Regions from separate parts of the Homo sapiens genome. Here region 2 is linked to region 1. Evidence: chromatin loops called from intact Hi-C (ENCODE). Cell type or tissue: OCI-LY7. All regions are shown on one strand.

Region 1 (5,000 bases):
CGTCTGACCTGTGTCTAGCTTATTCCTACTAAGATAGCCACGCTCTAGGAGAGCCCTGAATGGGAAAGAAGTTAGTTAGGTTTGAGTGTGTCAGTCAGGTAAGACCCAGAGGAGGCAAAAGAAAATGCATGAAATAACTGAAGCAGTGTATTATTTACAGATCCTGGAGAGAACAAGACAGCAACCTCAGGGCGAATGGGAAGAGGAGAGCTGTCTGGGACATATGTGCTCGACCAGTGGGTTGGAGACTGGGGAAGGGACTTGTGGGCCAGAGCCTTTGTTGGGATCCAGGGAATTACCCAGATGGGTTTCCCTTGAGGAGTTGTCATTGGTGGATTTAGAGCAAGCAGGCAGGAGTCCCACCAGCTAACGTTATGACTGAGAAGTGGTCGTTGAGTCATATCTGCATAGTCCGCCTGGGGTGCGGGGTCAGGGTGAGTCAAGTGGGCTGTGTCTATATGTCCCATAGGAAGTTGGCTGCCAGGAGGCAGTTGTGTAAGGCAGATACGTGGATTCATCACATTGAGGAACTGGGAGGAGGCAGAGAACTGGAAACTGTTTCACATGCTTCTGGTATGAGAAAGTCCAACTTATATTTAAAATGGATGATGAAACATAATATCTATATATATTTTTCTGAGATGGAGTTTCACTCTTGTTGCCCAGGCTGGAGTGCAATGGCACGATCTCTGCTCACTGCAACCTCCGCCTCCCAGGTTCAAGCGATTTTCCTGCCTCAGCCTCCCGAGTAGCTGGGATTACAGGCATGCGCCACCACACCCGGATAATTTTGTATTTTTTTCTTTTTTAGTAGAGACAGGGTTTCTCCATATTGGGCAGGCTGGTCTTGAACTCCCGACCTCAGGTGATCTGCCCGCCTTGGCCTCCCAAAGCGCTGGGATTACAGGCCACCGCACCCGGCCCCATAAATTTGTAAGACCTTGCTACACTTGTGTTTGACTATTTTCATAATGAAAAGTTAGAAATAAGAATGCACTCTCAGAGAAAGTCCCAACATTAAGAGAAGGTTGTGTTTAGTCCATCCCCTCGGCTTTGCCCCATGGGGACCCACCTGAACACACGCTAGCCAATGTGGGTTCTGTTTTCTGCCCTGGAGCCTGTCTGTAACAGGAAGCTCAGGAGTGAGTAGAGATGAATAGAAGGGTCAGGCCCTGTCCTCATGTTAATTAGCTATTCATCGTAAGGAATGGATTAACTGATTCATGATTTTCATAAATTTATTGGCCCTCCAGTTAATGAAGATCCTAATGCAGTATCTTTTGGCATACATCATTCCTTTGCGGGACTGGCTTGTCCCTTTCGGCAGACTGCCGAGCTTGGCTATGCAGAGAATGACAGCTGCTCACATTTTGGGCTTGAGGGAACTGGTGTGTCCTGTACAGAAGGTGGAAGGAGGCGGGAAACCTGGAGAAACAGGCTGGAAAGGGTAAAAATGTCCCAGTGAATTAATAATGCATGTGCACTTCCAGCACGCAGGCTGGCACTGAGAGGCTTGCTGTTTTCTGTCGACATCTGCACATCAGGATAATGGTTTTGAAGGGTTAACCTAGGGCTACTCTGTCTCTCCTTCCAGCTCCATCATTCTCCTTTTGCCAGCCCCTCCCTCCCCCAAAGCAGCCAGGCCATCTAATGCTTGTTGCCTCAGGGGACGGATGTGGTAGGAGGGAAAGCAAATAGCCTGGGTGCCTTTTGCTGACTTACACGTGTTTCAAAGGACTGCGCCCTTAGGGAGAAATGTCAGAGGATGAGATTGGCTCCCTACACCCGTCCTCATCCTCAAATCTAGATGAGGTTTCCCTGGGGTTAAGAAAGAAGGAAAGACAGTGGGTAAAGCATGATCTTATGGAGAGAGTAGCCTGCATTCTACTTCCTGGAGCTGGCTGCAGAGTCAGACCAGGATGGGGGCGGGGGGCCTCAGCAGACATTGCAGAAACTCCCAAGCCCCAGTGTGGCACAGGCCAGGCCAGGACGATTCCCCCCGCCCTCCACTCATCTGTGCTTAGACTGGTCAGGAGAGCCAGTGGGCCAGGAAGGCAGACAGAGGCAAAGGATGTCTCAGGGGACCTGTGGGCCAAAGGCTGCCTCAGCAGCCACCTGCACAGGCAGGTGGCAGCAAGAACCAGGTGACAGCCCCTTTGACATTGCACTAGGCTGCACTAGGCCCCCCAAGGCCGAGATGCATAGCCATTACATCAAAAACATCCCAGTGGAAGAGAGCAACAGTAGGTAGTTGTACATGATCTCATATACGTACTATCACTCAAGACAAAAACAAAACAAAAAACCACCGAAACCTCAAACCAAAATATACCAAAATATACAAACAGAAAAACCACTCTCTTCCTAAGTAAAAAAACAGACATTCTTTAGCATCCAAATGAACTCAGAAAATTAGAGAAATACAGAATAACACAAAGAAGAAAATGAAATCTACCTATCAGTTTATCAAATATATATCATTTTAATATTTTTATGCCTGTATTGTATAGATGAAAAAAATTGAACTCATACTGTATATGCCTTTTGTATCTTGTTTTATTCACTTAAACAGTGAACATTTTCCTCTTCTATTAAATACGCTTCTCTAAAACACTTTTAAAATTTAGCCAATACCTTGTATTGGTGTTTTAGGTTGTCCCAAGTTTTGTTATGTACATTATGTTTTTATGACAAATAACCCTTGGACATAAATGATTTTGCACATCTCTGTGTTTTTAAGCCATTAAATATAGTCATGTACCATGTAATGATGTGGCAGTTAATGATGGACTGCATATATGATGGTGGTACCATAAAATTATAATACAATATTTTTACTGTACCTTTTCTATGTTTATTTTTTTAATTTATTATTATTATTTTTTGAGACAGAGTCTTGCTCTGTTGCCCAGGCTGGAGTCCAGTGGCGTGATCTCTGCTCACTGCAACCTCCAGCTCCTGGGTTCAAGCAATTCTCATGCCTCAGCCTCCCGAGTAACTGAGATTTTACAATCATGTGCTACCATGCCCAGCTAATTTTTGTGTTTTTAGTAGAGACCGGGTTTTGCCATGTTGGTCAGGCTGGTCTCAAACTCCTGGCCTCAGGTGATCCGCCTGCCTCAGCCTCCCAAAGTGCTGGGATTACAGGTGTGAGCCACTGCACCTAGCCCTTTTCTATGTTTAGGTATATTTAGGTACACAAATCCTTACCATTGTGTTATAGTTGCCTACAGTATTGAGTACAGTACCATGCTGTGTAGGTTTGTAGCCTAGGATCAATAGACTACACCTTCTAGCCTAGTAGGCTACACCATCTAGGTTTGTGTAAGCTACTCTGTTGATGTTCGCACAACAATAAAATTGTCTAATAGTGCATTTCTCAGAATGTAGTCCTGTTAAGTGACCTGTGACTATATTTTTGAAAGAGTTGTTTATCCTTGTTATCTTCTGGTTGTTTTCCATTTACACTTCTCATTATCTCCTCAATACACAAACGCTGGTCCCCATCACTCTATAGTAATGGATTAGGAAGAGGATAGCATTGACCTCCAGGGTGCAAAGCCAGTGGTCTCTTCTTTGTATTAACTAATGCCCTGGCACTCTCCCTGAAACCCCTGCTCTTTTGACCTCAGGGATGCTATGATCACTTAATTTTCCTCATTCTCCCATGATTCCTCTTTTGCAGCCTCATTTGCTTGCTTATCTTTTTCACGTTCTCTTTAAACTGGCACAACCCAACATGCTCCCATCACCCCTCCTATTCTTCATCCTCTTCCCCCAAAAGGGTCCCCTATGCCTAATGTGCAGAAGACTGTCAGGCACTCCATGCGCTTCCAACAGCTCAAGGACTTACCCATTGCTTATTCTAGAGGCAACTCTGACCCAGGGTAACCCTGCACAAACCAGAGACTCATGCGGTCTAGTTTCAAAGGGAATGCTGAATTTAGGGAAACTGTCTAGCCTCCAAAGGAATTTAAAAATAACCCAAATCCTTTATTCCCATTTTCAAAGATCATCAAAAATGGAATCCAAATACAGAGTTCACAGCAAATGATTCTTCTCCTACTTTGTTCTCCATCCCAGCTTCCCCTGCCAATTATTCAGAGTCTCTTAACTCTTCAAATCCTAGAAAACGCTCTCATCCCTCTCCATCATTCCTTACTCTCATGACTTTCTTCTCCTGATTGCAGGGCTGTCACCATCTTGCACTGCCAGCTGTCCTCTCTGAAGGTTGAACTCCTAACAGAAGTTTCCTCATGTTTGTGGTAGCAGCACCTTGAGAAGTAGAGAAGACAAGAAGAAAAAAGGAGTCAGCACAGATGACAAGCTCTGCTTTTTAGTGTACATGGTCTTCCCCAGTATGCACATTCTTTTCCTATTCTTGACTTATCTCCCTTAACGATAAAATGGCCAAGTTAGAAACCCTAGACACTCTTATTCTCTTTTCTTTCTTTCTTTCTTTTCTTTCTTAAGAGACAGGGTCTCATTCTGTCACCCAGGCTGGAGTACAGTGGCACAACTGTAGGTAGCTCACTGCAGCCTGAAATTCCTAGGCTCAAGTGATTCTCCTGCCTCAGCGACTTCGGAGTGGCTGAGATTCCAAGCTTAAACCATTGTGTCCTGCACTTCTCACTTTCATGGCTGTTATCCTGGGGGTCATCAACTTTTCTAGATCTGATTACAGAAATGTCTCTTCTTTTTTCTTTATTGCTGCTGTTAAAGCTTTGATCCAGATCTTTCTCAAGTCTTAGTTATTTTAGAGTCTGTTAGCTGATTTTCCTGACATGCATCTCTCTCGGTCCTCTAATCTTCCATGTACACTGCTGCTGCTGCTGCTGTGAAGCAGATCTGGTCACCTCAGTCTCTTGGTTGACAATCTTGCATTGCTCCCCATTGCGTGCATATGGCTGAAAGTCCTTTCTTTGGCATCGACAGTCCTTCATATTGTCTTTCCTTCAGGATGTCCCTCTCATTACTCTTCTCCATGGTGCCGCAGCTCT
Region 2 (5,000 bases), 280 kb after region 1:
GGGATTATTACAAATCCTAACCCTTCCTGTCCCCTACCACCTCCTCCCATTCACCCTAACCAAACACACACACATCCTTAAAGGTCTGGTATAAAATAATTCAGGGATCCCATTATATTCTAAAACCTTCTCCGCTGGGATAATTGGCTTTGGAACCTCCCTTTTCCCCACGACTCTCTCATATGCCAATATCTCCAACACATAGATAATTTATGAAAACAGAGTAGACACTTTTTAATAATTAAGTGATAGATAATAGGAGCTTTTAAAATAAGCTGTAAGAGCTTGGAAAAGGAATGGGGGTTAGTCATCTGCATATTTATTTGGAATGACCCAAAAGGCTATTCATTTTATACCCCATTATCTGCAACTGGAGACCCCAAGAAGTTTGCTTTCTCTGCTAGCTGGGGTATTTTCCAGCAGGCATTTGGGAGCCGCAGTCAGTGGGAGGGAGAACTGGAGAACCAGATGCCTGCCCCAATCTAAATCACCCGTATCACCCACTCTATTCTCTCCAAATTACAGTGCAAACAATAACACAGGTAAAATTAGCCAAGATACTAATTATGTAGTGCAAATGTGTAAAGGATATAGAATGATAAATGGCAAACGCAGAACATGTTGTGTCATATCTTGTAATCTCTCTGGCTACCGAGCCCAGGAACAAAGGGAGAATTGTGCTCTGTTTGTCTAACATGCTCCATATCACAAATTGGAAATCCTTCCTAATTAAGATATTGTTAAATGTCCTTTGTTAGCAGATTTTAACAATGTTAATTAGGAGGTTAGAGTGATCATTGTTCATCTAGCAAACAATTAGGGTGATTTGCACTGTAGCTTTTGAGAAACTTCTCAGCAAATCAGGAGTTTCCTCTCCACAGAGAGGGGAGCAGACCAGAGAAGGAAGAGGACAGGCAGGAGAATGGGCAATGTTTTGCCTAACATTTTTAGCTTACGGGCCAGGGTAAAGCATGAGGAATTGTTAGACATGGGCCTAGTAGCCATTGAGATATCAGTGTTGACCTTGACCTGGTGGCATCACTGTGTTTGCAGATGCGCTATTTATCCCCAGTTCAGGAAAGCCTGGTCAGAGAAAGTGTATGAAACAGCAGGAACCCCTCTCAGGAGCCTTCCAAGCTACACCTCCCCACCTAGCAAAAAACAAAGGGAAAATTTTGAGTCCCTTCAAGGGAAATTCCAGGCACCTAGCTAACCCTACAACCAGCAATTAAGGAAGTAAATGAATAACCTGCTAAGCAGGAAGATAATAGTAACTTAAACAATAGCCACCAAGTAAGCCAGAGTCACAAGATGTTTGCTTCCCTATAGAAACTAAAAGATATTATCTTGACGTATCCTTGAGCTATTTTTCAGAAACAGGAGCCCCACCAGATAGACAATGTTGACCACCGTCACATAGACCTCAGATAAGGGGGCACTGAGGACTGAACTCTAACTGATGTTCTTTGTTCTAAATTTCCTCCTGAGGTGCCTGGAGAAAGTCACACCCTCAGGCCAAAACTAAACATAGCTTTCTGCTAACCCCAAGTTTTTAGACAAAGCTTTGCTTCCTTAACCAATTGCAAATCAAAGAATCTCTGAATCCACCTCTGACCTGTAAGCCTCTGCTTCAAGATGTCCCCCTACGAAGGGCCAAACCAATGGGTAACTTCCTTGTTTTGGTTTACAATTCCTTGTATTGGCTGCATGCCTTCCTTGTCTTGGTTACGACTGCAACTATACATTTAATGCCTTTAAATGTCCATTTCAAAGTACATTTCAGGAAAGCAGAAGTTGCAATTGTAAAAACCCTTGCTTGTCATCCGTCTGGGAGTTTGAGTCCTAAGTGTTAGCTGCCCAGTTCTCCTTGCTTGGCACCCTGAAATACATGCCTCTCTTTCACTGCAAATACCAGTGGTGTTCGTTTTTGGCTTTTGGCTTTTTCTGTTCACTGAGTGGGTGACCCAAAGTTTGGTTCAGTAACACGCAGTTTTCAGGTTTCTTAATCGTCTGGTCAAGTGAGGGTATCTTCCTAAGGCAACAAAAACAATGCCACGCCAGCCATATTTCAACATTTTCTGAAGTTAGAATTTTATTATTTTTAGCAGCAGATGAGCCTGGGCTCCTTCTGCTATAGTCTCCAATCCCTGCCACTTCTATGCCCCCAACATACATCTGCATGATAAAAAACACTTGACAGTCTTTTTTCCTTTTCTTTCTTTCCTTTCCCGCTCCCCACGGCCTGATACTTGTAGAGGGATGTAAGGAGGGAGAGAAGGAAGGAAGGAGGAAGGAAGGAAGGAAGGAAGGAAGGAAGGAAGGAAGGAAGGAGGAAGGAAGGAAGGAAAAAGGAAAGGAAGAAGAGGAAGGAAGGAAGGAAGGAAGGAAGGAAGGAAGGAAGGAAGACAGGACTTTGCATTTTGCTACTTTGAAACTGGAAATACAAGAGCAAAGTATATTTTGAGAGGAGGACAGAACTGGCCATTTGAAAACTACCAGAGGACTTTAGTTGCTTTGAGAATCTCATTCTCTCTTGGCAAAGGTGCCCATGCAGAAGGAGGGCAGGCAACCCAGTGAGAAGAGGGATGGGATTGGAAATCGAATGCAAAGACTCTGAGTTCTATTCTGGGTTTCACCAATGATTTCTCATACAAACTCAGGAAGTCACTTAACTGAAAGTCACACCTGCTTGGAAATGGCACTAAGTTTCTAACCACACACACCCAACACTTGGGGAAAAAAAATCCTAATAGCTCTCGGCAGCTGCTGGGTGCCGGGCACTGTGCTAGGCGCTTTACATAAATTTAACCACAGCCAGCACTTAGCTTCAACACTGAGGGTCCTGAGGCCAATTTAAGTGGCTCTCAAGTCTCTTTTATCCTTGCGGGGCCCCATCTGCTGGGGGAATAAAAAGCCCTTTTATGTTCTACAACCTCACAGACCACCCACCCCAGCAGTTTGTGCTTTGTCACAAAAAACCCTCCATCTAATTAACAGGGCACAATTTTAATGAAATATTGAAGTAAATTATTCATGCCTGTCAGTAATCAAATATAGATGGGTCATCTTGTAAACTGTTACAACATCTGTCATTTGCTTTAAAGTACTGTAGCGTAGATAATGTGATGTCACGTACATATCAGTTACCTAAAGCCACAACCTAAGTGACAGTAATAGGAATTTACCTTGTAGGAATCTACCTTCAGCCGTGTTCTTATCGAGCAAGTTCAGAAATGGGTATTCATTGGGTATTCACTGGGGAAGCCGGTGGCATGTTCATCAGCATAATGGCTATTGTAAATGGGCTCTCACTGAGGAAATTTGATCTGAGTCATATGAAGTTCAGTATGAAGATGAACCCAGTTTTCTGTTTCTTTGCACTGGCATAAATATGTATTCAGCTGTGCCTCGGTGTTCCTGGCCTGCCCTATTTTTTCTCCTCAGTGCATCCACTGCCTAGTACAGAACAGATTTTCAACACACATCCCTTGAATGAAAGAGAAAAGCTACTCTGTCACAACTGGGGAAAAGTTAAGTAGGGTAGAAAACCCACCGACCTTTCTCAAGACCTGATGGAAAACCTTGGCAGGTGAATATTACCCCGTCCAAATTTCCAGACAGTGCTCTCAGGATTTCCTGTGTTGCCAGTAAACCTTTTACTTCCATGAAGAACCTTTGGTCGTCTTAAAGCGGGTCAACTTTTCCAGCTGTCTTTATCCACGGGCAGCACTGACGGAGACCATAAACTCATCCAAATTTAGGCACACAATAAACTGGAAGAGTGGAGAGGGTATTCAGGCTATGAAATTCTGATGGCTCATTACCATGACAAAGGTTGTAACAACTTGGACAGGAAGCCGAACAAAAGGCAGCCACCGTTCTATTTACAATTCTAGGATTGTATTTGTAATCTCTCTTTGCAGGAGAAAGAGACCGCCAGTTAAAAAAAAGACTGAAACACAATAGGAAGAGAGAGTCCACAATGCTGAGAGACACCAAAGGGATCAGAGTATGAGCACACACACTATGTGTGTATTTCTTCTCTGTGTATGTACACAGTCGATGAGAGTAAATTATTGTCATGGGTAAGGGTTTAACATTATTGACCCATGCGATGGCTTTTAAAAAATATATGCCACATGGCTGGAATGCCAATTTGAAGTGGAGAAGCATTTAGGAAAATGAATAGGCTGAGCTGGAGTATTTTCATGGAACAGAGCAAGCCTCTTTAATTTGTTCACTGCAGAGAGCCTGAGAGTAAGCCAACATTGTAACCTGCTAAGTAAAGCACCATGAACATGATTATTAATGCAGAGAAGGGAGGCTCAAGAGTTATTGTGCTGTGCAGGTTTTGGTTTCAGGAAGGCAATAATTGTTCCAAAGTCACTGACAATTTTGGTTAACAAGTGATACAAATGGATCGGGTCCGTTGGCCGTTCTCTGGGGGCCCTCCCACACCCATAGCAGCTAAACTCTGCAAATTCTGATTCATTACCTTTGACTCCCCTTTTGTTACCTATCTAGCCGGTGTCGATAGTTGGGAAGTGTGTGGTGGCAGGGACCATTCAAAAGGGCTCCCCTGCCTCACAGTCCCTGGAGCTCGAGGAGCAAAGACATTGCTTTTGTTCAGATGGAAAAGAATGAAACCCACGTTCTAGCCTATTGTCCCGCTGCAAGCCAGGCTTTTTAATTGGCATGTTGGAGTCAGTAAAGAGGTGTGCAGTGACAGCTCAGAAGTGAGGCATCATGGGGCAGCAGTGACTTCACCTCCAGTTTAATCCTGGTTGGAATTTTTGTGTGCTGTTACTGTTCCTGGCTCCTAGGAAATGTGTGTGGTTGCTGTTACTGGAGAGGCAGATAGGGCTGCACTTAGATTACAGGGTTGCACTTAATACGTTGCATTAATCCTGTGCTCTGATGCATCGATCCTTTCTTTCCCATCCACCTCTTCGGCCCCTGATAAACATGAAGAAAGTTGGTGCCTAACCACACTTCTCATT

Evidence for each region. A loop is a pair of places that touch in the nucleus more often than their neighbours do. Peaks named below come from ENCODE experiments on the same cell type or tissue, not always from the same donor. Only the 100,000 strongest peaks of a DNase experiment are listed, where the experiment ranks them.
Region 2: it touches region 1 in a loop (6-fold over the local background); 1 of 110 quality-filtered maps calls a loop at or near these places.

The regions. Positions count from the first base shown.
Region 1 is chr6:14,661,484-14,666,483 of GRCh38, reverse strand. All of the region lies in intron 1 of LOC101928354 (a long non-coding RNA gene), which reads left to right. LOC102724463 (a long non-coding RNA gene) reads right to left here. Exons shown (of 3, transcript XR_926514.4): 1 at 4,634-5,000; 2 at 4,163-4,275; 3 at 1,221-1,438. Among named protein-coding and RNA genes, the nearest start is that of LINC01108, 380 kb to the right of the region's middle. RefSeq lists an enhancer at 5,000. In OCI-LY7, a CTCF peak has its summit at 2,136; DNase peaks (open chromatin) are centred at 1,703 and 2,133; H3K4me3 peaks cover 2,061 bases; H3K27ac peaks cover 1,932 bases.
Region 2 is chr6:14,380,314-14,385,313 of GRCh38, reverse strand. No RefSeq gene overlaps it. Among named protein-coding and RNA genes, the nearest start is that of LINC01108, 97 kb to the right of the region's middle. RefSeq lists enhancers at 3,171-3,714, 3,715-4,256 and a silencer at 4,582-4,876. In OCI-LY7, a CTCF peak has its summit at 2,894 (motif pointing left); DNase peaks (open chromatin) are centred at 1,793 and 2,733; H3K4me3 peaks cover 1,175 bases; H3K27ac peaks cover 2,395 bases.